Regions from separate parts of the Mus musculus genome. Here regions 2, 3, 4 and 5 are each linked to region 1. A link is a loop called in an ENCODE intact Hi-C map of the cell type or tissue named here. Cell type or tissue: heart. All regions are shown on one strand.

Evidence for each region. Hi-C counts contacts between places; a loop is a spot of excess contacts. Peaks named below come from ENCODE experiments on the same cell type or tissue, not always from the same donor. Only the 100,000 strongest peaks of a DNase experiment are listed, where the experiment ranks them.
Region 2: it touches region 1 in a loop (2.1-fold over the local background); 4 of 42 quality-filtered maps call a loop at or near these places.
Region 3: a loop joins it to region 1, with 3 times the contacts of the local background. A loop is called at or near these places in 10 of 42 quality-filtered maps.
Region 4: it touches region 1 in a loop (2.2-fold over the local background); 4 of 42 quality-filtered maps call a loop at or near these places.
Region 5: it touches region 1 in a loop (4-fold over the local background); 2 of 42 quality-filtered maps call a loop at or near these places.

Annotation. Positions count from the first base shown.
Region 1 is chr1:136,947,118-136,952,117 of GRCm38, reverse strand. It overlaps Nr5a2 (nuclear receptor subfamily 5, group A, member 2), which reads left to right. Exons shown (of 9, transcript NM_030676.3): 2 at 1-16; 3 at 3,259-3,396. Among named protein-coding and RNA genes, the nearest start is that of Nr5a2, 11 kb to the left of the region's middle. In heart, a CTCF peak has its summit at 2,984; no DNase peak of the experiment used is centred here; H3K4me3 peaks cover 3,172 bases; H3K27ac peaks cover 898 bases; H3K27me3 peaks cover 3,462 bases.
Region 2 is chr1:136,780,036-136,785,035 of GRCm38, reverse strand. No RefSeq gene overlaps it. Among named protein-coding and RNA genes, the nearest start is that of Platr22, 86 kb to the right of the region's middle. In heart, no CTCF peak of the experiment used is centred here; no DNase peak of the experiment used is centred here; H3K4me3 peaks cover 694 bases; H3K27ac peaks cover 1,143 bases.
Region 3 is chr1:137,222,844-137,227,843 of GRCm38, reverse strand. No RefSeq gene overlaps it. Among named protein-coding and RNA genes, the nearest start is that of Gm25609, 9.7 kb to the right of the region's middle. In heart, CTCF peaks have their summits at 1,188 (motif pointing left) and 2,145 (motif pointing right); no DNase peak of the experiment used is centred here; H3K4me3 peaks cover 260 bases; H3K27me3 peaks cover 1,102 bases.
Region 4 is chr1:136,771,617-136,776,616 of GRCm38, reverse strand. No RefSeq gene overlaps it. Among named protein-coding and RNA genes, the nearest start is that of Platr22, 78 kb to the right of the region's middle. In heart, a CTCF peak has its summit at 2,677 (motif pointing left); no DNase peak of the experiment used is centred here.
Region 5 is chr1:136,622,553-136,627,552 of GRCm38, reverse strand. It overlaps Zfp281 (zinc finger protein 281), which reads right to left and starts at 2,652. Exons shown (of 2, transcript NM_177643.4): 1 at 2,502-2,652; 2 at 1-2,281. The coding sequence starts at 2,267. In heart, a CTCF peak has its summit at 2,623; DNase peaks (open chromatin) are centred at 1,922 and 2,722; H3K4me3 peaks cover 2,508 bases; H3K27ac peaks cover 1,958 bases.

The sequences.
Region 1 (5,000 bases):
CAACTCCGGGAAAAACGTGAGTGTGCCCTTGAATTTCCAACAAAACCCAGCTCCTTGAATCCGCCCTCCCCCCCCCCCCGCGCGCCCCCAAGCCCTACTGAGATATTGTCAAGAACCTGGAAATCTGAAAAAGGCCGATCTGAGTTACCTTGTCTCATTCTGGAGGTGGGAGTCAGGTTTTTCTAGGAAAAGCTCAGCCTCCCTCCCCTCTCCCTTCCCCTGTGTGTGTGTGTGTGTGTGTGTGTGTGTGTGTGTGTGTGTGTGTGTGTGAGAGAGAGAGAGAGAGAGAGAGAGAGAGAGAGAGACAGAGAGACAGAGAGACAGAGAGACAGAGAGACAGAGACAGAGAGACTCACTATGCCACACTGGTTGTCCCTTACTAACTATAGAGACCTTACATAGACCTTGTTGGAATCTTAAACTCAGAGAGATCCTCCTGCCTCTGCCTCCCAAGTGCTGGGATTAAAGGTGGCAGGCACTACACCTGGCAAAAAAGGCAACTTCTCTTGTTTGTTAGATCTCTCTAGCAGGCCCCTTCATTGGCTGCTAGACAGAGGCTCTGCCTAGACTAGATCTTCAAAGCAAGGAAAAGCTACTTAAATGTCAAAGGCCAGATTCTTTTAGACCTTGTCTTGGACACCTATTCCCTGTCTGCCCCTCCCTCCTCATCTACTAGGCGTTTTCTTGGAAAGTCTACCTGTGGGAAGATAAAGGAAAGCCCCACTTGACCTTTGGCATACACCGCTCTGGCTTTGGAAGACAAGCTGGGGGTGGGGGGCAGATGGGGCTGCAAAGCCACTAATTTGACCTAAGTATGTCCTTTCTGGGATAGAAGCTGGTGCTACCACAAAGTTCACCACACTGGGTCAGCTTCAGCCTCTGGTTTTGGCCAGCCTTCTAGCCACTGTAAATCACGAGGCTCTTCAACTTTGGGAGCCACCTCTTGAACAAAAAAAGAAGGGGGGGGGGGTGGACCAAGAAGCTAGAGTTGCTGCATCCTTGGCTGGTGGGTAGGAAGATGATAAACAAGAGACCACTATGAGTCCTTAGAATTGCAGTGAGTGGAGGTGAATGGAGGTTGTTCGTTCTTAACACTTTGAAAGAAACTGATTTCTCAAGTTTGCATGAAATCCAAGGCAAAGCGGGCAGTGAGCAGCGATGCTGTGAGCCTAGAGAGTGGCCCCCTTTCTGAACTGTGTAAGAAATGCATTTGTAATTCAAAGTGATGTCTTAAAGAAGGGGCAAAACTGAGCACGTATTGACATTGTTACTTGATACTAACGTGAAAACCTGAGGGTAATGGACACTAATAGAGGCAAATTCAGCCTGCTCCACTGTACAAACTAATTGGCAGCCCCCCTCAATATTTGTGGCCAGAAGGGACATGCTTAGGCCACATTAGGGCCCTAAAAATGCTGCAAAAGGTGGAAATCAGATATTTTAGATTCTGCATATATATGTTTTACAGCAAAAATATGAACCAGTTTAGAACATCAATATGCATGAGTTGATAGCCATCAATGGATAGTGTACTTCATATAAAAGTGTAAGCAATGATTTGGAATAATTTTTTATTCATTAAATACTAGACTGGGCAGTTTTTATGTGATCTCCATGCCATTTACATAGAATAAATTCAGCTCTTTTGAGATTCAAATCCACCCCCTTGTGGGTGGACTCTGATAATTACCCAGTTGCACAGCAGACCGTGGGCATGAAGCTTTGCCTGCATCCAGGAGGCTGGGAAGAGTGTTTTTCATCTTGTTGGGATGAGATCTGAAAACTTTAAAGATGAAGCTGGGCTAGTGGCCTAACAGATGGTTCTTTATAACTTAAAAAAAAAAATGCTGTGCCTCGTGGGGGTTGGGTGGGGGGCATGGGGCCACCAAAGGGACTCTAGAAAGAAATCAAGGGTCGGATCTTTCCATCCTAGGTCCAAACACAGGTCTCTCTCACTAAAAATTCGACAGTCATTAAGATAATTTTAGACTCAAGTGTTCTTTCCATAAGTAGGGAGGTGGGTTGGTGAGCAGCCTGGGGAAGCAGAAGTGGCTGTCTTTTACTCCAATTACATGCAAAGGGAGAGAAACCTCAGTGACTTCTTCGCTGTCCGCAAAGTGAGCCATAACCCCTGGGTTCTTCAGGGCGCAGTCATTCAGTTGTACCTCTCTGATGTCTGCCTTCAGGGAGGACCTTGATAGAAGGACCAACCACCCTCCATTTATGATTTTAACATCCTTTTTTTTTTTTCTCGGTGTTTTAAGTAGGCCCTTCACTCCACAGGTCTCCTTCTCCACACTCATGCATGGACCACCTACACCCACACTCTCCAGCCCTTCTTGCCTTTCACCGGCTCTTTGAAATGGCCTCTCGGCTCTCAGATCCCTGGCCGCTTCACTTAAGACACCGGTCGCTCCTCAATAGCTGAGAAACCTAGTAGCATTTATATCCCCCACTAGCCCCTCCCGTCTCAAGCCAGGGTGGGGTGGAGTAGATTAAGGCGGGGTGAAGAGGTTGGGGCAGGCCCCGAGGCCAGAGCTTCCTTATTGGCTAGTGGCTAGTGTCCGACCTGAGTCCGGAACCTGCGTCCCGATTCACTGTCTTCACCTCTTACCTCCCCCCTGCCCCCACCCCTCCAGCTTACCTCCCCTCTCCAGCGTGTCTTCCCCTCTCCTCCTGACTCTGTCACCCTCGGGGCTGGAAGGGTTGCTCTCCACCCTAGAGGAGTGGGAGGTTGGAACTTCAGAACTCCACACTTGTGATATTAGGAGAGAGGGAGCTGAAGGAGAGATAGGAGAAAGGGGCGGAAAGGAGAGGAGAGGACAGTAGAGGAGGGGAGAGAAGTGAGGCGAGCGAAGGAGAGAGAGAGAGACCCCTGCTGATCCTGAGCCAGAGGGCGGGTGCAAGAGGGGAAGGAGTCCGGGAGCCGTTCAGCCGCTGCAGCAGTAGCAGCTGGCGGCTGCCTCTGCTGCCCTCCGGAGCGCGGCGCGCACAGATCGCTGTCCGGGGCAGCAGCGCCTTTGCTGTCGCTGCCTCCGCCCTTGCGGAGCGGAACCCGGGCAGCGGAACGCGGTCTTCTTAGTCTAGCTTGGTAGCCGGGATCTCCCGCGCTCAGCTTAGGGACAGCTTTGAAGCTGCCGGACCGGACAGGGTTCCGAGGTCCTGCCCGGCAGCTCTGGCGAGCGGGTGGGTGAGCGGGCACGCTGATCACCCCTTCTCTCTTTCCGCTGGAGTTGAATCTCTGCTGCCCGTGTCCAGGTGCTGGGCTTCCGGACCGACACCGACGCCCCATTCCCGCCCGCAGCCGCCTTGTCATGCTGCCCAAAGTGGAGACGGAAGCCCCAGGACTGGTCCGATCGCATGGGGAACAGGGGCAGATGCCAGAAAACATGCAAGGTAAGGGGGTGCGTTGCGGTGTGGCGCGGCGCTCTGGTTCCTGGTTTTACACTCTCGGGCTAACCCCGCGGGCTTCAGCCTTCTGCAGCATGGGCACCAGAGCAGCCCAGCTGGCAGTTGTGGTGCGCGGCGGCTTCGGCCTCCTCTTTAGACGCAAGCATAAAAGTTAATGGCACTTGAACTAGGCGGATGGTGCTTTCTCATCAACGTCTAATTGGCCACTTCTAATTAAGTAGAGAGACTGGAAGCGGAGAGTCAACTGGAGCTGGGGGCAGCTGGAAGCTAAGGGCGCCGTGGAACAATCTTTCTTTTGAGAAGTGGAATTCCTCTCTGCTCACCATTTCTAGGTGGTTCGAGCTTTTACTCACATGCTCCCGTGTGGAGGGGAAAAGACTGAGTAGAGAAAAATCACAGGAAGGTGATTGGTGTTGTTAGTGGTGTTCGATTACACCAGCACCCCCAAAAGCCTTGCCAGATCCGGCAGTCTTTTAAGGCAACTCAAAACTGCTGGCATAACTAAACACCAATCACCCCAACTCTATTCCCGTCTAGTATCGTGCCGAATGAGGAGCTGGGGTGCTCAGGGTTAGCTTGTTATCCTTTCGGTCTCAGAGCCGAGAGTGTGGATATTCCATTTGTGTCCCTATTCTTGATTGGTAACATCAGAAAAAGACCAAATCTCATCTCCTGTATTTTTTACACTCTAAACTCTTCAGAACTTTATCTTAGCAACGGGCCAAGGTGAAAAAAATGTTAGGAAAAGTTTTTCTATCTTCACCCCTATCGGAGTTTCTGGATACTGAGGCCAGCCGGCTTGTGATCCCCTTAAAGCTTCCTGCCAGCCGTTTTTGCACGAACTTGAAAGGGTCAGAGAAGTGTTGAGAACAGAGCTCTTGGACTCAATGGTAGGCTGTGCGCTCTGGCCGGGAAACCCAAGATCGCCTTAGGCTCAGGGAAGGGGACAGCAGACGTGCGGGTGGGGTCAGATATCCTGGGTGATCTTGGGGTCTTTCCAAGTCTTTGGGTAGGGTTGTAGAAATTCCCTTGGCCTCAGTCCTTAGACTAACTTTGTGTGTCTGCTACTGAGGAAGCCTTGTTGGCTTGAAGAGATACACCTGGGATTCCTGATAAGTGCCCCAGGCCTGCTTCCTGAGCTCTGGGCTCTGGCCTCTGGCTCCGCTAAGTTTCCTCCCGGCAGAAGGACCAGCTTTTTGCTACTTCCTGCCCCATGCAGGCTTTTAGGGTGGCGGGATCCGGGGCAAAAAAGCGCAGTGGAGCGAAACACGGCGTACTGAGGACTGGAGAGAAATAACCTGGTAACATTTTCTTTGTAAAATTTAGAGGGCCCTTTCTGGCCTCCTGTCCCCCAAGCCAAGACACTAGCTTGCCTTATTGCTGGGGGGCTAGCAGATATGACCCTTCTTTGCACTGGGCTCTAAAGCAGCGTGGGAAAAAGCCTGGCGCGGCTTTGCGGTAGTTTGCAGCAAGGACAGTGCGCGCCTGCCTGCCGGCCGCCGTTGGGTCCCTTACCAGGGACACACTCATACTTTGACGGGTGCTGGAACCCAGAAAGAAAATTCGTTACTGGATTCTCAGGCAGCGCG
Region 2 (5,000 bases), 170 kb after region 1:
GGATTTCTGAGTTCGAAACCAGCCTGGTCTATGAAGTGAGTTCCAGGACAGTCAGGGCTATACAGAGAAACCCTGTCTCGATAAAACAATAAACAAACAAACAAACAAAAAAACAGTCCTTAGAAAGAGTAATGGCATAGCAATATGTTATTTACATTCAATGATGAACAAGTTCTTAAAGTGTTCTAAGGGACAAAGAAATGCTGAAAAGCCCCACATGACTACAAGGTATCATGATATAAAGTGACGGGAGAGGGTGCCAAGCAAACGTCACTAACTCCATACTTGGCCAAAACTAAGGGGATTCCTAAATTCTGAACAAAAATGCAAGCAAATAGGTAGCCAAGTTAGAAGTGGTGTTAGTATGAGTTTATATACCCAAACCCTGGATGGCAAGAAAGCTGCCATCCACCTGTCTGGTTGACCAGGTTTGTTTTACAAAAGTTGTTTAATTACACTCTAAGCAGCATATGTAAGTTAACGTTATCTTCCCTCGGGCATTGATAGCATTCTGCATGCGCTAAGTAAAACAGGAATTAACAAAATTCCAATGGCTCACTAAGATGATAAATAGAGAGCCAGTTTAAGGAAGAGCTCTCCAGGGTGTGCGGAAAAACCTGCCGCTGAAGGCAAGCTCGCAGGATGTGGGGCTCCACGCAGGCATAAACAGGAAACCCAGCAGCTTGCGCTGGGACTGACAGACAGGCCTGGAATGGCTTCTCTGAAGCAGGCACAGGGTTTGCCCTTGGCAAAGGCAGAAGTGCTCATGTTTGTTACATTTTACTTTCACATCTGTGCCATCCCTGTCCTCAAAATCCGAAGCCCCCTGAGACACCTATGAAAAGTACCAAACACAATAGTGGGAATAACAGAGTCAGGTCTGAGTGATAGTTTCACTGCCCCCATGCTACCTTAAAGAACTGTTGTCAGGGCAGAGTTTCAAACTCTAACAAGGGTATTTGTCCCAAGGAAGGCTGTCACAGGTCTTGTATATGAGCATCTTTGTACACAGGAACCCCATACACCTTTCTAGGACACTGTATTTTTCTTTAAACTTAAACATAAGAGCCAAAACTTGAACCCTCATAGGCTAACACAAGGAAGAGCAACATCCCTGCAAACAATAGGAGCTCAGAGCCTGCTCTGAGCAAGTTGATCAAAATGGCCCCATTTATCACAACTGTGACACCAGAAAATGCCCCAGTATAGTAGAGAGCAGTCCAATTTGACGGTGCTCACAAAGCATCCATGACAATCCTTCACTGGGGACAGGACATAGCAGTGAGATTCAGCTTTGCATCATGCCACATGACATTGCTCAGTATTATCATGATCTTACCTCAAAGCAAAGGCTATTTCTGCAGAAAACCAGATCAACAGATCATGTTTCCGTAAATGTTTGAGTCTACTCAGTACATAAACACTCCTTTTTTAAAAGCTTCATTAAAAACTTAATTTATGGTTATTTAAATGACACAACAAATAATGAATTTCTTGGTTTGCTTTTGTTTCTGTTTTTGTTTTGTTTATTTTGTTTCCTCCCAAGATAAAGTTTCTCTGTGTAACTCTGGCTGTTCTGTAACTTGTTCTGTAGACCAGGCTGACCTTGAACTCACAGAAACCCACCTGTGTCTACCCCTCAAGTACTAGGATTAAAAGAGTGTGCCACCACCAACACCTGGCCAAAAAAAAAAAATTACTTTTACACACATAAAAAAATAAGCCAAAGGTGACATAAAATGGTGTCTCGATAAATCTGCTTACATAGAAAATAATTATTAAGCTTGCATTTGTGAGAGTTTTTTTTCTGCTTTTACTAGGCCTTAAATTTTAGGACAAATGAATGAGTACTGTGCTATTAGTATCTTATTAGCTCAAGTGTATTATCATAGGAGAAAGTCTAGTGATTAAGAACTGAATACAAGGATCATTTTCTAGATTCTTCTTTAGTTATCAGTAATGTGGAGACCCTTCATATTAGTCTTGTTATCAGTGGCTAAAAACAAGCCTTTAACAATAGGGTCTGTGTGTCTGGAATGAATAAGGATGTGCCATAATGAGGTCAAAGGAAGAAAACAGCAAAGCGTGGGGCTCTCACTTATGTAGATTAATCCTGAATAGACAGGACCTGATATCACGGTGCCTCCGAGGAAGAAAACAAAGCCATTACCACGCAAACACCCCCAGTGAGGAGCCACCAAGACTCAGAGGCTCTGTCTGCAGAAGGAGATAGCAGTCCTATCCTTCCATCCGTTCATCCATCCATGACACACCCCCATCAGAGGAGAGGGTCTGCTTTCTTTATGACTGGGTGTGGTGCACAGAATTATAATCGATGATTCGGAGGCAGAATGGGGGCAAAGTCGCCATCCTTCACTTGGCTAACTTATGCTCCTTCATTTTCCTCTAGCACTGAATGCCCTAGCCCAGTGCAACAGGAGTTTATAAAGGGTTGGTCTTGGCTGCTGAGAGAGCCGCGCACCTCAGCTGTGACACAATATAAACTTCACTACATGAAATCCTGGAAGTTGGTGTAAACAGCTTTTAATAGCAGCGAACATTTGCCCCCTTTGTTTAGACCATCTGGATGTCCCATTGTGTTCAGTCAACACTCAGTGCCGCTGCCGGGTGACAGTTGATATATGTTAAGTACAAGCAAAGTGCCCCGGCCCACTCTGGGGACCTTAAAGGGAACTTTTCAGTGTTTTGTGGAATAGTCTGTCAGATCGCCGAGTCGCCTGCATCCTTAATGGCTGCGTGCCAAAGTCCTCTGGCCTTTTTTCATTATTATTATTAATATTATCAAAGGAGAGTTTTGCTTTGACTGTTTGAAAGGTTAGGAAAACTATGCCAAAGTTCTTCCAGGCAGCCTGGAGAGCATGGGCTGACAGGAATCACTTTCAATATGGAGGAATGAATAAAGAACTCCTGGGACCCTAGGAGATTCCAGGCTTTGCTTGTTTAACATGCAGAATGACTGACAAACAAGCCGTTAAAACAGCACCACAGAAAGCCTCAGTAAGCATAGGCAGCTGGCTCTCAGAAAAGGAAAGATTATTCCGGAGTGCGTGTCCTCACCTGCACAGCCCCTGCACGAGCGAGGCTCGGGCACTGTGCACATGCGCGTTTGCTTTTTCATGCAAAGTGGCCTTGCGGCTCATCCCGACGTGGCTTGCCTCGGACTTACTCGAGTGAGAAACGCCACTACAAAGGGGGAGTGCCAACTAGATGAATGGTACTATGTACAAAGATTACCCAAGCAGGGTTGGTACCCTGAGCTGAGTGAAAGGGCTCAGCAATCAGCCCTGGGCTCTCTCTCGGCAGCTGGTTCTGGAACATCTGTGGCCTGCTTAACAATGTGCTTCTAGACTCTTGCCACCCACGAGTGTCACTGCTGCCTGGGTGACTCTGGGTGAGTCTTCCCTCTGGAAGGCAGCCAGGGCGGGAACACGGAGTGCTGGAGATGAAAACGCAGCCCTGGTGTTTTGTTATGCTGTCTTAAAAAACGGTTGAGTAGACAGAACTTCACTTTGCTATAGAAGATATAGAAACCAGATAATGAATGTGTAACAACTTGATCTCCGATTGGTGCCCTGAGCAAAGGCCTACGGGGCCTTCGGAAGCTGGAGTCCTGCCAAATCCAGGACAGCAAAAATGAGAGGCAGAAATTCTGTAAGTGAAATCTCTATGACACTGGACGCCAGCACCTCCACTGTTCCTTCGCTTTTCTTGTCTTGGGCACATTAAACAGGTAAAGAAAGGCCTACGGGAGAGGCTGAGTGAGGGGTGAAAGATGCAGATCTGGGAGATGGAACTAAAGTCACCTTGGATTTCTTCTGAGGAATCAATGTACACACAAAATAAATAGTCCGATACAGCCCCAACTGAAATTCTGACCATATGAGGCTGACATACTAGCAAATAGAATTGTACCATAAGTTCGAGGCCAGCCTGGTCTACAGAGAGAGAGAGAGAGTCCCAGGACAGCCAGGGCTACAGAGAGAAACCCTGTTTCTAAATAAATAAAAACTAATAAAACAAAAAACCTTACACTGGCATTTTTAAAAATACAATAATGTGATTGAGGGTAAATCCAGGTGGCAGAGCACTCACCAAGTATGCATGAAGTCCTGAATTCAATTCCTACCACTGTAAAAACAAAATGGTATTTAATAGATAATTTACTTTGGAGGAGAAATCTATATGCCCTATTGAACAAATTCTACCAAAAGGTCTAAGTACGATGTGTGGCTTAGTTAACATAAGAGCAAGCTTCTGGCATGTGCCTCACTTCATCTTTTACTGCAGAATTAAACAAAGAAACCCGATTCAATAGTTCAAAAGACGACACAAAGAAAATCATTGGAAATATATTCTTTATTATACCCGAGGAATAAAGTCAGCATGTGTCTCATCACATAACTGAAGGAACAATTATCAAGATAATCACGAAAGTACTCAGAACAGTGGTTGGCTCTTTACAGAAATAGAGTAAGTGTTCACTGAGTGAATAAAAGACCTCTTAAAGGATTCCAGAGAACTGCACAAGAGTAATTCTGGATTTTAACAAACATCAAATACAATTGTCCCAAAAAGTTCACTGTACGTTTCTAACCAAAGAAACAATAGTTAAGTTTGGGGGGGTTGTTTGTTTGTTTGTTCATTTGTTTGATTTTTAATGTGGCTCCTTGTCATCAGAACTTAGATTTCAAAGGACGGTGCAGAAACCTGGACTAAATAGTCATTGATGTTGAAAGCCATTTTACATTTGTTTGTTTTGGGGGGCAGGGCATGCACGTGCCACTCTGTACGTCCCTGCAGAGGTCCAAAGATAGCTCTCAGGAGTCCGTTCTCTTCTTCCATCCACGCATGTGGGTCCCAGCGATTAAACTCAGCTTATCAGGTTTGGCACTGTCACCTTTACCCAAGGAACCAGCACCCTGGCAACTGGCTTCTATTGTTTAATCCATCATCTTTCGTTCTTGTATCTTCTATGATAG
Region 3 (5,000 bases), 280 kb before region 1:
CACTTGCTGAGGAAGGAAAACTGGGCATGTCCAATATCACCCAATAATGAAAAGTCACCCAGTAACAAAAAGGTGACGTGCATGACACAAGTCACATGACAACAACATGAACGCACTTTGAAAACTCCACAGAGGAACTGCATATGAGGAGTGCATACTGTGGGATTCTGTCCCTATCAAACTCTAGGTCAGACAAAAATAGTTAGGAGACGGAAGTACTGTTTATACATGACATAGGTTGTGATGTGCAGATCACTCATTAAATGCAGTGCTGCCTTTCAACTACATGCAAATTATAACTCAAATTTTTTTTAAAAAAAAAAGAAGAGCCAGGCATAATTTACATGTCACATAATAATTGGCTTTGTTACTTCATTGCCAAGGAAACTGTTCTCATTAACAGTGCTCACACAGCAAACTAAGAGCCTCTCCTCTCCACACCAGTGAGAAATGTAAATTCTTTTGACTGTGACCTGATAATCAAAGGTCAGTCATGGCCAAGCTGCCTCTAGCCATTCCCAGGGGACATAGGGGACTTAAGGCACAGGAGTGAGGGTCATGTATAAGTGACAGTTGGAAGAGTGAACACACATCGACGTGGCTTTCCTCCCTTCCTTACACAGCTGTTGCTGCAGGCTGCCACCAGATGCTCGGTGAGGTGGGGCTTTGGGTTTTGCTCAACCTTTCTTAGCTTTTCAAAGAGGAAATGGAATACGAAGAGAAGTAATTTTCTTCTGAAGAAAACTTCTCTCAGAAAACACACATTTAACCAAACAAACAAAATCTACAACTTGAATGCCAAGGTCTTCTCTAGCAACTGAAACTTAACTGATGAGCTGCAGAGGTCGTGAGCACTTACTGCTCTTGCAAAGGACACAGGTTTACTCCCAGCACCACGTGGTTAACTCACAACCAGGGTTCTAGCGCCCTCTCCTGACCTCCTCAGAACCAGGCAGTCTCCGGGTGTATTTACATACAAGCAGACTCAACACACATACATACAAAATAAAAATCAACGAATCTCTCTTTTAAAAAGTTAACTTTGACAGAGCCAGGAGAAATGGCTCAGTAGTTAAGAGCATTGGCTTCTCTTTCAGGGAACACAGGTTTGATTCTCAGCACCCACATGGTGGCTCACGACTGTCTCTAACTCTAGTTCTAGTGGACCCAGTGCCCTCTTCTGGCCTCCACAGGTACTGCATGCATAGTGCACATACATGGTGTCAAAACAGTCATACCACACATATAAAATAAAAACAAACTATAAATCTTCATTAAAGTTAACTTTGAAAAATGGATATATAAAAATAAACCACTATGCCACATTGTTCAATCATCCATATTTTGAAAATCAGATTTTACATTTCTAAAGACATCCACATTCTAATACCTATATAAGCGTGTATTTCTAAAATATTTTATGCCTAAATTTTTCTGGTCTCTGTGGACAACTATACACACACACACACACACACACACACACACACACACACACACAATTTTGAAAAATAAGTCCTGTTTTGAAACAGAATCTTATGATGTATCCCTAGTTAAATAAAATAAATAAATCTGTTTTTAAAAGTCTTCCTGGCAAAATCAACTCTTTTTTATACCTTTAATAATAACAGATAAAGTTTTACAGCAGGCAAAGGACACAAATAATTTAAAATTTATTCTAATGTTTATTGGTATTTGAGTCTAAGAACAGAACAATATTAACAAGGGATTATAATATTCATATATAGTAGTAATATCAGAATCAAAGCTCCAATTTTTTTACAGTGTGTTTATAAAGATAATGCAAAGTGAACAAATTTTTAAAAACACAATAAAAAAATAATAACGTTGAAATTCTCTTTGGCCATTGTGCTGTATGCTCTCCAATAAACAAGGTAAATCTACAATCACAGGGGTTTTGTTCCAACTCCAAGATACGGTACACTCTTACAAGTCTCTACAAAGGAAATAGTCTTCATTTATAGAAGAGTCCGACATCCCGCCCCCATTTTTCCTTCTAGTGGTATGACTCTGTACTTCAATTTTCCTATATATAGGTAAAGATTGCTGCATCTAAGAAAGCCTATTGGGCAGAAAGGGATTAGATGGGAGAGAAACTGGTCTAAACAGCACCACTGGCTTTTATCCACTAGATGTCAGTCACGCAGTTAGCATCAATTTACATCCTTAATCCCAATGACACAATCAGAAGCATAGGAAGTTCTCCAGACCCTGGGTGAACGCAGTGTGTACCACAAAGAAGCCTGGAACTTCAGTGTTGTCTGGCCTGGTGACTGGAAACCCTGTCCTGCTCTAAAAAAGGGCTAAAGCCATTAAGAAAACACTGGCTTTCCCCAAGTGTCATGGTTAGTTAAGGAAAACTGTGCTGGGGGAATTTGAGGTGACTGCAGTCAGTTCGTGAGAAAGAATATGTTACTGCTTCAGAGAGCAAGGTTCGAACGGCTAAACCTGGGAATACAGAACTGGAGAGCAGCATATGTCTTATAGATGTGGAATATTTCAAAGAGCGCACACAAAAAACAAGTGCTGATTCGATGAAGAATGAATGAGTTTTGGGAAAATTAAGAATCAACAAAGCATCTGGGTTGTTATCACCCAAAATCATGAACGAATTCTGCTCTACAAACGCCTAATGTTCTTTTCTCAGGGAAGAAAAGTGTGTGTGCAATTTATAAGGATGTTCTTAAGGATTCCCACTGAAAGTGTCATGTGAGGTGCGTGTTGCTTATGAGAAGGGAGAAAATGCTATCCACACGTTTGTCAGGTAGATTAGCTCTGTCTGTTCACCCAAGTCCTTAGGTGGATTGACAGTCTTGTTCAATGTGTTAGCTGCCACCATGGCCTGTATATGAACTCCTTGCCACATGACCATTCTCACTGTAATTCTACACAATTACCAAAGTAATGTAGGAGGCAAAATAGGAATAAGGCCCACGAACGCTTTGGGGAAAGTCTTAGTAAAACAAAGAAACCACATTTAAATGTTCTCAAATTTTTCTTCTACCTCCTTTAGTTTTGTGATTTCATAATGTAATATAATATTCCTTCAAATAATGAAAAAAATCTTTTTGCTGACTAACTGGAACATGCTGGCTCTTGAAGAATGTCAGTGTCTACTTTGCATTGCTCACCAACAACCCTGTCCTGTTTCTCCACATGAATGTCCACAATTCTGATGCCCCATGAAAGGCAAGGATGTCTCTCCTCTTTGTGCTGTCTCTGCTCTCATTCTTCAGCCCCCAGCTCAAACTCAACACTCTCCCTCCCTAGACTCCCATTGCACAAGATGAGAGAGAGAGAGAGAGAGAGAGAGAGAGAGAGAGCGAGAGCGAGCGCTTGGAGAATGAATTAGTCCTCCTGCCTAAATTCTGAGGCAGATGAACTCACAGACAAGAGAGTGCTCATATTTACAGTGTGTCTTCGTGTGATGAGAACCACATCTCCCCTTTGGTGAGGTCATTCTACTGTGCTGATGAAGTCCCCAACACTGGATGCCACCACTGGGCATCAGAGAAGCAAACTATCTGCCTGTCACTCATGTTGGGAGGAAGAAGAAATGAACTTGATGTTCTAAGAGGCATCCACGAAAGGTTGCCCTCCATCTGACAAGGCTCAGCTTCTACCCACATCCCCATATCACTAGCAAAGTAAATCCCTCTGCTGGGCACATGACTGCCAGCCCACTCGGTGCTGAAATGAGCCCCTGATGCAGGCAGATGAAGCTTGGTCTCAAAGAACAGAAAGTCTTGTAGGAAATAGGGATGGATGAAAGCCTGTAAGGTTCTAATGGGAAGTGAGTGAGAAGACCGTGTCATCAGAGAGCACATTGCTGCAGACAGCATGATTACTGCTGTGGAGTGAGAGATAGAGCTGGGCAGAGCAAAAGTGTAGATTCTCCAGGCAACCTATTCCAACGTGAGGAAGAATCCCATGCAAACAACAGAGATGGAGTTCCAGAAAGAGAGCCCTGTGCATGGATAGAAGGTGCTGGAGAATCCTTCCACAGAGCTCAGGGGTTCTGACACCCTGAGGAATATATTGCTCACAGAATATACTCAAAGCCACTGTTCTTAACGTTAGCTGTGGTTTTAGTCTCTCAAAGGCCTTGGCAAAGTGTGTTGCTAATTGAAAAATAAAAATAAATAAACAACAGAGTACTGAAAGAAAAGCCAGACTCTCCTACCTCTGGACAGTTGGTGCTGGGCTCCGCAGGGAAAACCTTAAGGAGAAAAATCAGGAAGACCTCAAAGGTGATATTTATAAAGGGCAAAATAGTTAATAGACTGTCAGAGGGAGAAGTTTATTAAGCCAAGCAATTAGCTCTTTATTTCAAAGGCCTGTGGTAAGACGTAATGAAAAAGGAAGAAGAAAAAAAAAAAAAAAAAAACCCACCACACAAGGTAATTGTAGTATCCAGGGAAGGCACAGACTTAATGAGCGTTTGTTAAGTACTTGGTGCCTTTAAAGTGGCTCTCAAGTGTTTTCTTATCAGCTCACAGTAGACAGCAGATACAGGTCTCTCTGTGGTAGTCCACGTCCTCGTGGAAGTCACAGTGAAACACTGAGACCTTAGAGTGCCGAGCAGCAGGCTTCCGGTGGGTCTGGCCAATCAGATGATAGCACACTACGTTACCGGTGGCCCAGATGGAGGTCAGCATGGATGGGAAGAGCCCGTCTACACCAGTGTGATCCCTGGAGGCACGTGGACTCAGGCAAATGAGCTGAGTAAAGTAACACAACTCGGATTCCCAGCTAGACTGAACTCCAGACTACAGACCCTCGCAGAGTGGTCCTCTGGGGTACCACAGTTTTGGTCAACATAGTGTTAAAACAGGACGGGTGGGAAGCCTAGAACAGCCAAGAAGAAGCCCCGCATTGAGCAGACATTTCAGTCAGTTCTCACTGCAACCCTACAACCCATCTGGATGGTTTCTGTTTTACAGATAAGGAATCGGTGACTCTGGACAGGTGCCACACTGGGT
Region 4 (5,000 bases), 180 kb after region 1:
ATTAAAAGGCTGGCGTTTGACGGTTTATTCCGGTCCTACTGTCTGCCGCCTTCCGCAAAATTTCCACTCCCTCTTTAATTTTCAATCCCTCTGCCCTCCCTGCTTCACAGCTCCTGGCTATTGGCTTTTACAATCTGTCCCTTGGGAGTGAGGAGTTATTACCCCTGTCGATGGAAGAGAAAGGGATGTTATTCCCTTGTCACCCTCATCGTCTCCAGCAGATTCCAGGCGCTGATGGATAGCCTTCATTGGGGAAAGGCGGACGCAGCACGGTTAGTCCTCTGGCTTGTCAGATCCGTCTACCTGTGCCACCCGTATTACTTACTGGAGTCACGGTGACACTCCGTGTCCCCGGAGTCGACTGAAAAACCCTAGAGTCAATGCTATACAAGGGCATTCTGCCACTGTGGGGAAAAATGTCACAGCACTGTCCAAGTGCCATAGCAGAGGGGACTCTTGGGCTCCTGTGCCTTCATGTCCTAGAAAGCACAAAAAAAAGGTGGAAGGGCTGGAATCAGAATCAGGCCCTTGAAGGTAAATATTGGGATGAGGGGAAACTGGAGACGGGTTGCCAGCACTGGGAGATGCCCAACTGTCTGCTCTCGTAATTCTGCATCCTTTGATCCCTCTCACTATGGTTCACTGTTGTTATGACCTAGAAACATGGAAACCTCTACCTGAGCCTTAATTAGCAGGTGCATGCATTTATGCTATGTCTCCTCCAAGACTTGAATAAGTGTTTCAGCTAAAATAGTCATAATGCTTTCCATAGCCAGAAAATATCAGTGTCTAGGATGAAGCAATGAGTTTCCATCCTAAGAGATGTCTGGTCAAGCTCTACTGGGGCTTTTTCAGGGGAAAGATACAGCAAGCTCTTCAGCTACAGTGCACTCATATACATTGAATAAATAATTTTTTAAAGTAGTTAATTGTAGCAGTAGCCCACCCCCACCCCCAACCCCAGGATTTAGGAGCCAAAGCAAGAAGTAGGAAGATCAACATTTTGAAGCCAGACTGGGGAACAAGACACGGTCTAAAAAAGAAAGAAACGAAGGAAGGAAGGAAGGGAGGGAGGGAAGGAGGGAGGAAGGGAGGAAGGAAAAGGAAAACAAGTCAGAGATAAAGAATACACATCATTTAAAGTTGAAAATGTACATTCACAGACTTTAAAGCTTTAGAATAGTAGACTTGTATCAGTTCTTATTTAAAAGAATTTTTGTTTATGTGTATGTGTATGCCTGAGTGTATGTGTGTGCCCCAAGAGTATACAGTGGCCCAAAGAAGGCATCAGACCCTTCAACTGAAGTTACATCTGTCGTGAGTTTCCTCATGTGGATGCTGAGAACTGAAAAGGTCCTCGGGAAGAAGAAGGGCTCTTAACAGCTAAGCCATCCCTCTGGCCAAAGTTATCAGTTATTTCATGTAAATTCAAATTAAATAAATATAAAATTTGGCCAGATAGTGGTGGTGATGGCGGCGCACGCTTTTAATCCTAGTACTTGGGAAGCAAATGCAGGTGGATCTCTGAGTTCAAGGCCAACCTGATGGCCGGGCGTGGTGGTGCACGCCTTTAATTCCAGCACTCGGGAGGCAGAGGCAGGCAGATTTCTGAGTTCAAGGCCAGCCTGGTCTACAAAGTGAGTTCCAGGACAGCCAGGGCTACACAGAGAAACTCTGACTTGAAAAACCAAAAACAAACAAAACAAAAAAAATTTAATTCAATTTCCAAGTCATAACAGCTGCACTATAAGTACCCAGTGGCCTTCGGTGACTTGTGACTTCTGAGGGAATGGGGCAGCTGTAGAGGAACATGCAGCAGGTTGGAGGCCAGCTTCAATCCTCTTTGAGACTCTAGGATACCCTCAATCTGACAACCAAGCCAGTGTCTTATGTGGCTGGCTCTCCATGAGGACCTGTCAGACATCAGGGTCACCATAGGGATGGACTCCATCATCCCCTTGTAAACCATGTCTCAGAGTAGGACTTGGGGTCAGGAGCACGATGAGGACTAGGGGCTAAGGGACTTGTTACACCCTGCCCTGCTTGCTTTCTTCCTCCAAGTCTGCCCTCACACTGCCTAAAGCTGTCTGTGCAAGGAGCTCTTAGAAATCATCCTTCTACTTGGCCAAGCTAGCACTAAAAGGAGGGAGGGGAGATGACCAGCTTGTGGAGCATTGCTGTGATTACTGATTAATATGGGAGATCTCAGCCCATGGTGGGCACTTACACCCCTGGGCCATATAAGAGTCATATAAGAAAGCGGGCTGAGTAAGCCATGGATAGCAAGCCAGTCAGCAACATTGCCCACTGGCTTCTGCACCAGCTCCTGCCTCCAGGTTCCAGCCTTGAGTTCCTGCCCCGACCTCCCTCAGTGATGGACTACAACTGTAAGCTGAAAGAAACCCCTTCCTTCCCAAGTTGGTTTTGATCATGGTATTTGTCACAGCAACAAAAAATAAAACAATGCATCTAGCATTATGGTGTCATCTACCATGGAATTCTCTCCAAGACTGGTGCCAGATTTATGCCCTGGACACGCCAGCACAATGAACAAAAATAGACCTTTCTTCTTTATAAGCTTATCTCGGCTCAGTTAGCTTACTACAGATTCCCTGCACTCACACGGAAGCTCACAACAATCTGTAAATCCAGTTCCAGGTTATCTAACTCCCTCTTGTGGTTTCCATGGGTATTACATGTATGTGCAGACATCCATGCTGCAAACTACCTGTGGTGGCTTCAAAGAGAATGGCCTCCGCGGCTCATATATTTGAATGCCTGTTCCCCAGTTGGTAGAACTGTTTGGGAAGGATCAGGAGGTGTGGCCTTGTTGAAAGAGGTGTATCTCTGGGCTTTGAGGCTACAAAAGCCCGCGTCATTCCCAGATAGTTGTCTATTTTATCTTATCTCTTCTCTGTCCCTCTCATTCTCCCTCTCTCCTCCCCCACCCCTAGAGTCTTCCTATCGAGTTCACTACTATACAGATCTAGTCATTTCACTGCTATCCCCCACCAGGCTAGCCCTGAATTCTCAATCCTCCTGCCTCTGCCTCCCAAGTGCTGAGATTACAAGTAGTGCCTCCATACCCAGCTTCCAAGTCAGGACTTTTAAAGCCTTTTCAAGCAGCGTCACACGGAATTAAATGAAAACATTTGTGATTGGCATTACTGTTGGCATTACTCATTCACATATTTGAGTACTGAACCCCGGACCTGTACATTTCCATAGCAAACCTTCAGACTCCTCAGCCTGGCTCGGCACTCATGGGACTCCATGCAACGGATTTACCTCAGTTTGTAAGCACACGTTTGTCTCTCGTTAGCCACAAGATCAGGGCTGACACTCATTATTCTTGTACCCAGGGTGACCTTTATAAATGGTGACTGTGACAATTTATAAAATGGCTAGGCTACTTGAATATGTAATGTTGCTATGTATTTTTATGCCATATCTAAAGTTCACATAGAGGAGTCCAGGGGCAACAGCGGATTAAATCAGCTTTTGCACAGCAAACACCAGAACAAACTGCCCAAACTCAGTATTCCATGGCAAAACGCCAACTGAGTCGAGGCTAACCCTCTGTGATGCTGCATTGCAAGTGCACATGAACGGATTGAGATATGGGCTGGGGAGAAGCCTATTCCACATATCTCTGGTCCACACCAGACCAGTGGCTACCTGAGATACTCACAGCTCAGTGTAGATCCCTGGACCCAAAGACCCCTTCTTATGTGCAGCAATCTGAAGTCCCCAGCTCATGGTACATCTCCCATCAGGCATTTGGTCAAAACAAGTCACATGAACACTCCCAAAATCTAGGGCAGTGTATCTTAGGCTTTCCTACTCTTAACCTATTTGCCCTGGACATTTTTATGTGACCCAGGTATAAAGGCATATAGAATAGGAATATAAATAAAATTATAATAATAATAAAAATATTTAAGTTCTTTAGCATATATATATATATAAGTATATATATATAATTGTATCATTTACTTTAAAGATGAAAACAATAAAATGATGTGCTTGTCTATCATTTTTATTTTCATTAAAACTCAACTGTTGGAGCTGGTGAGATGGCTCAGCAGGTAAGAGCACTGACTGCTATTCCAAAGGTCCTGAGTTCAAATCCCAGCAACCACATGGTGGCTCACAACCACCCGTAATGAGATCTGATGCCCTCTTCTGGCACGTCTGAAGTCAGCTACAATGTATTTATGACATAAATAATATATGATATATAATAATAAATCTTTGGGCTGGAGCGAGCAGGGGTCCTAAAAATTCAACTCCTAACAACCATCTGTACAGCTACAGTGTACTCACATACATAAAATAAATAAATAAATAAATCTTTTAGAAAGCCGGGCAGTGGTGGCACACACCTTTAATTTCAGCACTTGGGAGGCAGAGGCAAGCAGATTTCTGAGTTCGAGGTCAGCCTGGTCTACAGCGTGAGTTCCAGGACAGCCAGGACTACACAGAGAAACCCTGTCTCAAAAAAAAAAAAAAAAAAATCTTTAAAAAAAAAACTTAACTGTTGGTTGAATGCTTGATATGAGAGAGAGATATTCAATGCTTTGAAGAGCTGGTTGGTATTTTTATTTTATGATCATGAGTGCTGAGAAATGCTTCACACAAATACATAATGCTAAGCAAAGTTATGTTTAGGGTCATTTCAAAAACTGTTGGGCATTTTTTCCTTAACACAAGCCAAAGTACTTTTAATACTTTTTAGAAAAGTCAAGTAAACATCTTACTGGTGCTTGGGGGTTGTTTTATTTTTATTTTGTTTTTGTTCTTGTTTTTGAGGCAGGATCTCACTGCATAGCCCTAGATGGACTGAAACTCACTATGTAGGCCTCAAACTTACAGAGATCTGCTTGCCTCTGCATCCCCAAGTACTAAGATTAAAGGTGTATGATTTATGCTGCCACACCCTGCTTAAGTAAGCATCATAAACTACAGATCTTTATATTTTTATTTGTTTATTTTTGCAT
Region 5 (5,000 bases), 320 kb after region 1:
AACTGCTGATGTGTAGCATCCAAAGCAGATAAATAAAGACCTGGTTGAGATCCAAACAACATCCCAAAAGGAGGCTTTGGCAACGAAGATGGCAGCACTGAGGTAACAGACTGGCCAAAACCACACTCCAAAGGAGATGTAGTGTATATCTGTTTTTCTGGAAACAAAGTGTGGTTGTGGAGAGGTGAAGACAAGCTGACAAATTGGAAACCGTGTCCAAGAGTAAAACCTGCATTAGTGGATTTTTCGAAAGCCTGTTGGAGGTATTTGGAGTATTCTTGCAACATGCTTGTTTTATCATTTGAAGGTGTTTGGGTGCCTGGGCTCAAATTTTCTTCTTGAACCAATTCAGAGTGTTCTCCTGAGGTGTGTAAATCCACTCGTGGTTCTGTTAAATTGAAAGGATCCTCCTTCTGTGTTTCTGATTTGCCAGAGTACTGATCCAAAATACTTTGTAAAACCTCATCAGGAATTCCAGACTTGTCGTGACAAGACTTAATTTCAGCATTTAGAGCTGAGGAGTCAATAAGTGACAATGGCGCCTCATTGTCCAAAACACTGACCCCTGCAGACTGAATGACTGACTGCTGGGAGACCATGTGTCCTACATTGATAGAAAAGGCACTGTTGCTGCTGGCAGTTGGTAGGTATCTTCTCTTCTTTGAAAACTGCATGGCATCATCATAATTACTACTTATCGGGCCTTGCTTGCCACTTGTACTTTGGAGAAGACTAATGGTCTCCACACTATTATTCGATACGATGCCAAGTGAGCCACCTGGCTTACCAGACAAGGATTTCTGCCCAACTACGTCTGGTAACGGTGACACAAAATTAAGGTAGCTTTTATCTGCATTCTTTCTGCTTCCTTTCTTAAAGATCAATTTTGGCACCCTTTTCTGCAGTTCATCTATTCCAGTGCCAATTATGCTCCCACTGGTAGACACAGTAGGCATTTCTACTGAATAACTCTGCATGTTTATATTGTTTGACATTTGTGATTCATTTGTTTTGCCAGTCTTGTGTTCCTTATTTTCAATAGCTATGCTTTTCGACTTCGACTTTCTCCTTGAGGAACTTGTATTTCCCTGAGACAACACAGCCAGGTTACCCATACTGTTATGGTTTGATGACCCAGGTTCTGCACTAGCGGCTCCTTTTGCTATGGCTTCACCACACGTGCGCCTGTGCTTCAACAATCTGTCAGTCCTTGAAAAATACTGTTGGCAAGTGTCACACTTGTATGGCTTTTCTCCACTATGTGTCCTCTTGTGTCTCTCCATATGGTACTTCTGAATAAACTTCATGCTGCACTGATCGCACCCAAAGGGTTTCTCTCTGCTGTGAATTTTCTCGTGTCTCTGCAGTAGGTATTTCTGGATGAAACCCATACTACACTGGCTGCACTGGAAAGGCCTTTCGCCCGTGTGGATGAGGACATGTCTCCGCAGGTGGTAGGAGCTCCTGAAAGCAGCACTACAGTGATCACAGATATGAGGTTTCTGACTTGGGGACAGGACGGCACCTTCTCCCTCTCCAACCAAAGGTTTGGAAGATGCACTTGGCTTCCTCTTGGCTTTGATTCCCTGAGATTCTGGCTTTGGCCTCTTTGCCTTTTTGACGTTAGCGTCCTGCTTTGGCTCCTGGTTGCCGTGCTCATCAGTCCTGCTACCGCTGCTCAGTAATACATCGCGGTGGTGCTGGGCCGGTTGCTGCTGGGCATGCTGGTGCAGAAGACTGAGGTCTTGGATGACGCCGTGGCTCCCCCCTTCCCCTCCTCCTAGGCCTGGTGATCGCTCTTCAGCCCCAGCGAACAGCCCCCCATAGTGGTGGTGGTGATGGTGGTGGTGGGACGGCTGCTCCTCGGGATCCGCAGGTTTCTCCTGCTTGATGCTCACCAAGGACTGCAAGAATCCCCAGGAGGTCCTCTGCGAAGGGAAGGCCGCGGCTGACGCCGCCGGCTCCTTCTTGAAAGTCATGTCCGGGGCTGGCGGAGGGGGGGGCTCAGCGGCCGGGGCTGCGGAGGTAGAGGAGGATAACACGCACTGCGGGGGAGGGGCGGCCGTCCCCGCCGGCCGGGTGAAGCTGGTGACCGGGGGAAGCCGGTGGTTGAACATAACCATACTCTGGGGGAAGGTGGGCTCCATCTCTGCTCTCCTGCCGCCGCCGCTGCCGCCGCTGGCGCTGCCGGAGCTGCCGCCGGAGCCGCTACCACCGCTACTGCTGGGACCGCCGCCGCCGCTAAGGAACCCGCTGCCGATTTTCATACCCCGGAGGAGGCCTGGCTGCGGAGAGGAGGGAGAGGAGGGAAGAGGGGGAACGGCGGTAGGGCCGGGCCCCGGGCCGGGACCACCGCAGCGTTTGGGACCCGCCGCGCCGCCGCCCAGCCCGCACCGCGCCCGGCTCCCGTCCGCAGCCCCGCCGCCTCCGGCCCGGCGCGCTCGACCCCGCGGCCTTCTTGGCCGCTCCCGCGCCCGCCCCGGCCCGCCGGCCACACTTACGGGTTCCGCCGCCGCCGCAGCCGCCGTCGCCTCCAGTTAATAAAAATAACGCCGTCCTCTCCACAATGGAATTAAAAGCCTCCCCGCTTCTGCGCAGCCGCGGCGCGGTGTCTGCCGGGAAGTCCTCGACCGGACCAGAGGGGCGCTCGGCGAGCCCCGTGCGCCTGCGCCTCAGTTTCCGCCTGGCTAGCCTGTCAATCAAGCGGGCGGTTGGGCGGAGCTGCTGGGGGCTAGGTGGGAGGGGCGGGGACTTGGAGGCGGACAGCGGAGGGTCTTCCGCAGCGAGGGGACGTGATTGGTGGCCCTGCTGAGGGGCAGACAGTGGCTGAGGGTTTCTAGGGAGAAGGCGCTCCGGAGGTGGAGCCCAAGGGGCGGGAAGTCCGGGGACGCCAGGAGAGCGTGTTGCAGCGTGGCGTGGGAGCTGCAGAGGAAGGGGTTAGGGAAGGTGGAGACACTGAAAACTGAACATTGGCATTTGGTTCACTTTAGTGTTTGCAATCCAAGTATTGAATCAAAATCAAACAGAGAATAGGATTCCTTAAGGTACTTGTGATTCTGCCTGAAAGCTTTAAACTCGTAACGGTATTGATTACAGATAGCTTTTACTCCTTTTCAGAATGGAGACAGCAATAACGCTTGTCTTTGCCTTTATTGAAGGAGCCTTTGAGACTGCCATAGAGGAGGGACCGCTGCAGAAAATTGTCTCAGTGCCAGCCTACCTGAAGGCTACGCAAAGGGAAACCACGTGTAATCCCAGGTGCAGCTGTCCTGTAAAACACGCCCACACACACTTCATCATCAGATGGTATTTAAATGCCACGTACTTTCTCAGTTGTCTGAATTTGCTTATTACGTTGAATACTAACTAGCCTCAAATACTGGCCATCGTTCTTGTTTAAAATCTCTGTTAGGATACATACCCCACTCTCCCAACCCCTCCAGTATAGAATACCTAGAAACTTGAAAAGTTGTTCCTTATTCAGTTGGGGGAAATTAGATAAAATCTTGAAATTAAAAGTTCTATCGACAAAACCAAATAGATATTAATTTAGTGCCTAATAATGTATAAAAGGCATTCACAGCGAGCATGCAAAAATCTAAACCAGCAACTTTCCTAGGTGTATTTATACACCACAGACTTTTTAATAAAAAGACCTGGAGAACAGTTATTTACATAGTGTGTTTTCTTAAAGAAATCACACGTCCATATTCTCATAGTGTTTCTCGAGATGACTTCTTGTAATAACTTCCTTGAGAAATTTTGCAATTAAAGCCATAGCGGTGTATTGTTTACCAACACAGGCCTCTCTGAGCCTGCCCAGAAACCTTAAAACTGTATTTTATGAATAGTTTCATGAGGCATTGTATCTTCCTAGCCCCATGGAACTACAGTTAAATTATTTCCTGAAACTACCAGGTATAGCTAAGCGTTGAACACTGAAAATTCAAAAACTTCAGACAGTAATAAAATATTAGTCAGTGCCAGTGAGAAATGAGGCTGTCCCTGTACTCAGGGTGTCCATGTTTAATGGTAAAGCTGGGCTGCACATAAGCCAGCCCAAGCATGAAGGGCAGTGGGACACTCATATGAAAGCCAACTTTGTTCTACAGTTATCAAGATAAGAAACCTGTCATTTCTCTCATTCACGCTGTCAGCCTTGAGCTACTCCAAGCAGACTTACCTCTAGGTTGTATACCCCATATATCAGGAAGATGAAGAGACCCTGTAAAATAAAACGGAGGGGGAAAGCTGTTAGCGCTAATCATTCCGCCAGTGGAAATGCCCGAAATAAACTTTCCCGGGAACAGACAAAAGAAGACACACTTCATCAACGTCCATTTATTTTCCCGTTTTTCACCATTAGAAGTCGTACCTTGAGCATTTATATGATAACACACCAGCACATCACTTATACTGGTTGTGCTATTCAATTCTTTGGTGATAGAAAATAGAAATAGTATCCTAACTACATGGAATAATAATTAGGAGGTGGCTAGATGATGAAACACTTAATATTTCTAAACTCCGTCTAAACTCCGTTTGGAGCAGCAACTTCAGTATATCTTATCATCTTTGAAGTTATAAAATTAGGAAATAATTGAAAGATTAAACACTACAGGTTACTGACATAGTTCAGTGATACTGTGGTTGCCTACTGTGGATAAAGCTTGAACCCCAGTACCAGTGAAACCAACCAACTCCTTTAAACCCTCAAACGAAAGAGATAAACGTAGGTAATAGGGACTGCGGACATAGCTCAGCAGTTAAGAGCATTTGTTTTTCTTGCATAAGATCAGGGTTTAATTCCCAACACCCACCTAGGGGGATCCTGCAGGCATGAACATGGCACATACATGGATGCGGGCAAAAATTCATATACATAAAGTAAATAAATCCTCAAAAAGATAATAAATGCGAATTGTCTATTTGAAACAGAGTCTCACTATATTCCCAATTCATAATCTTCCTATCTCTGCCTTCCAAGTACTGAAATCACA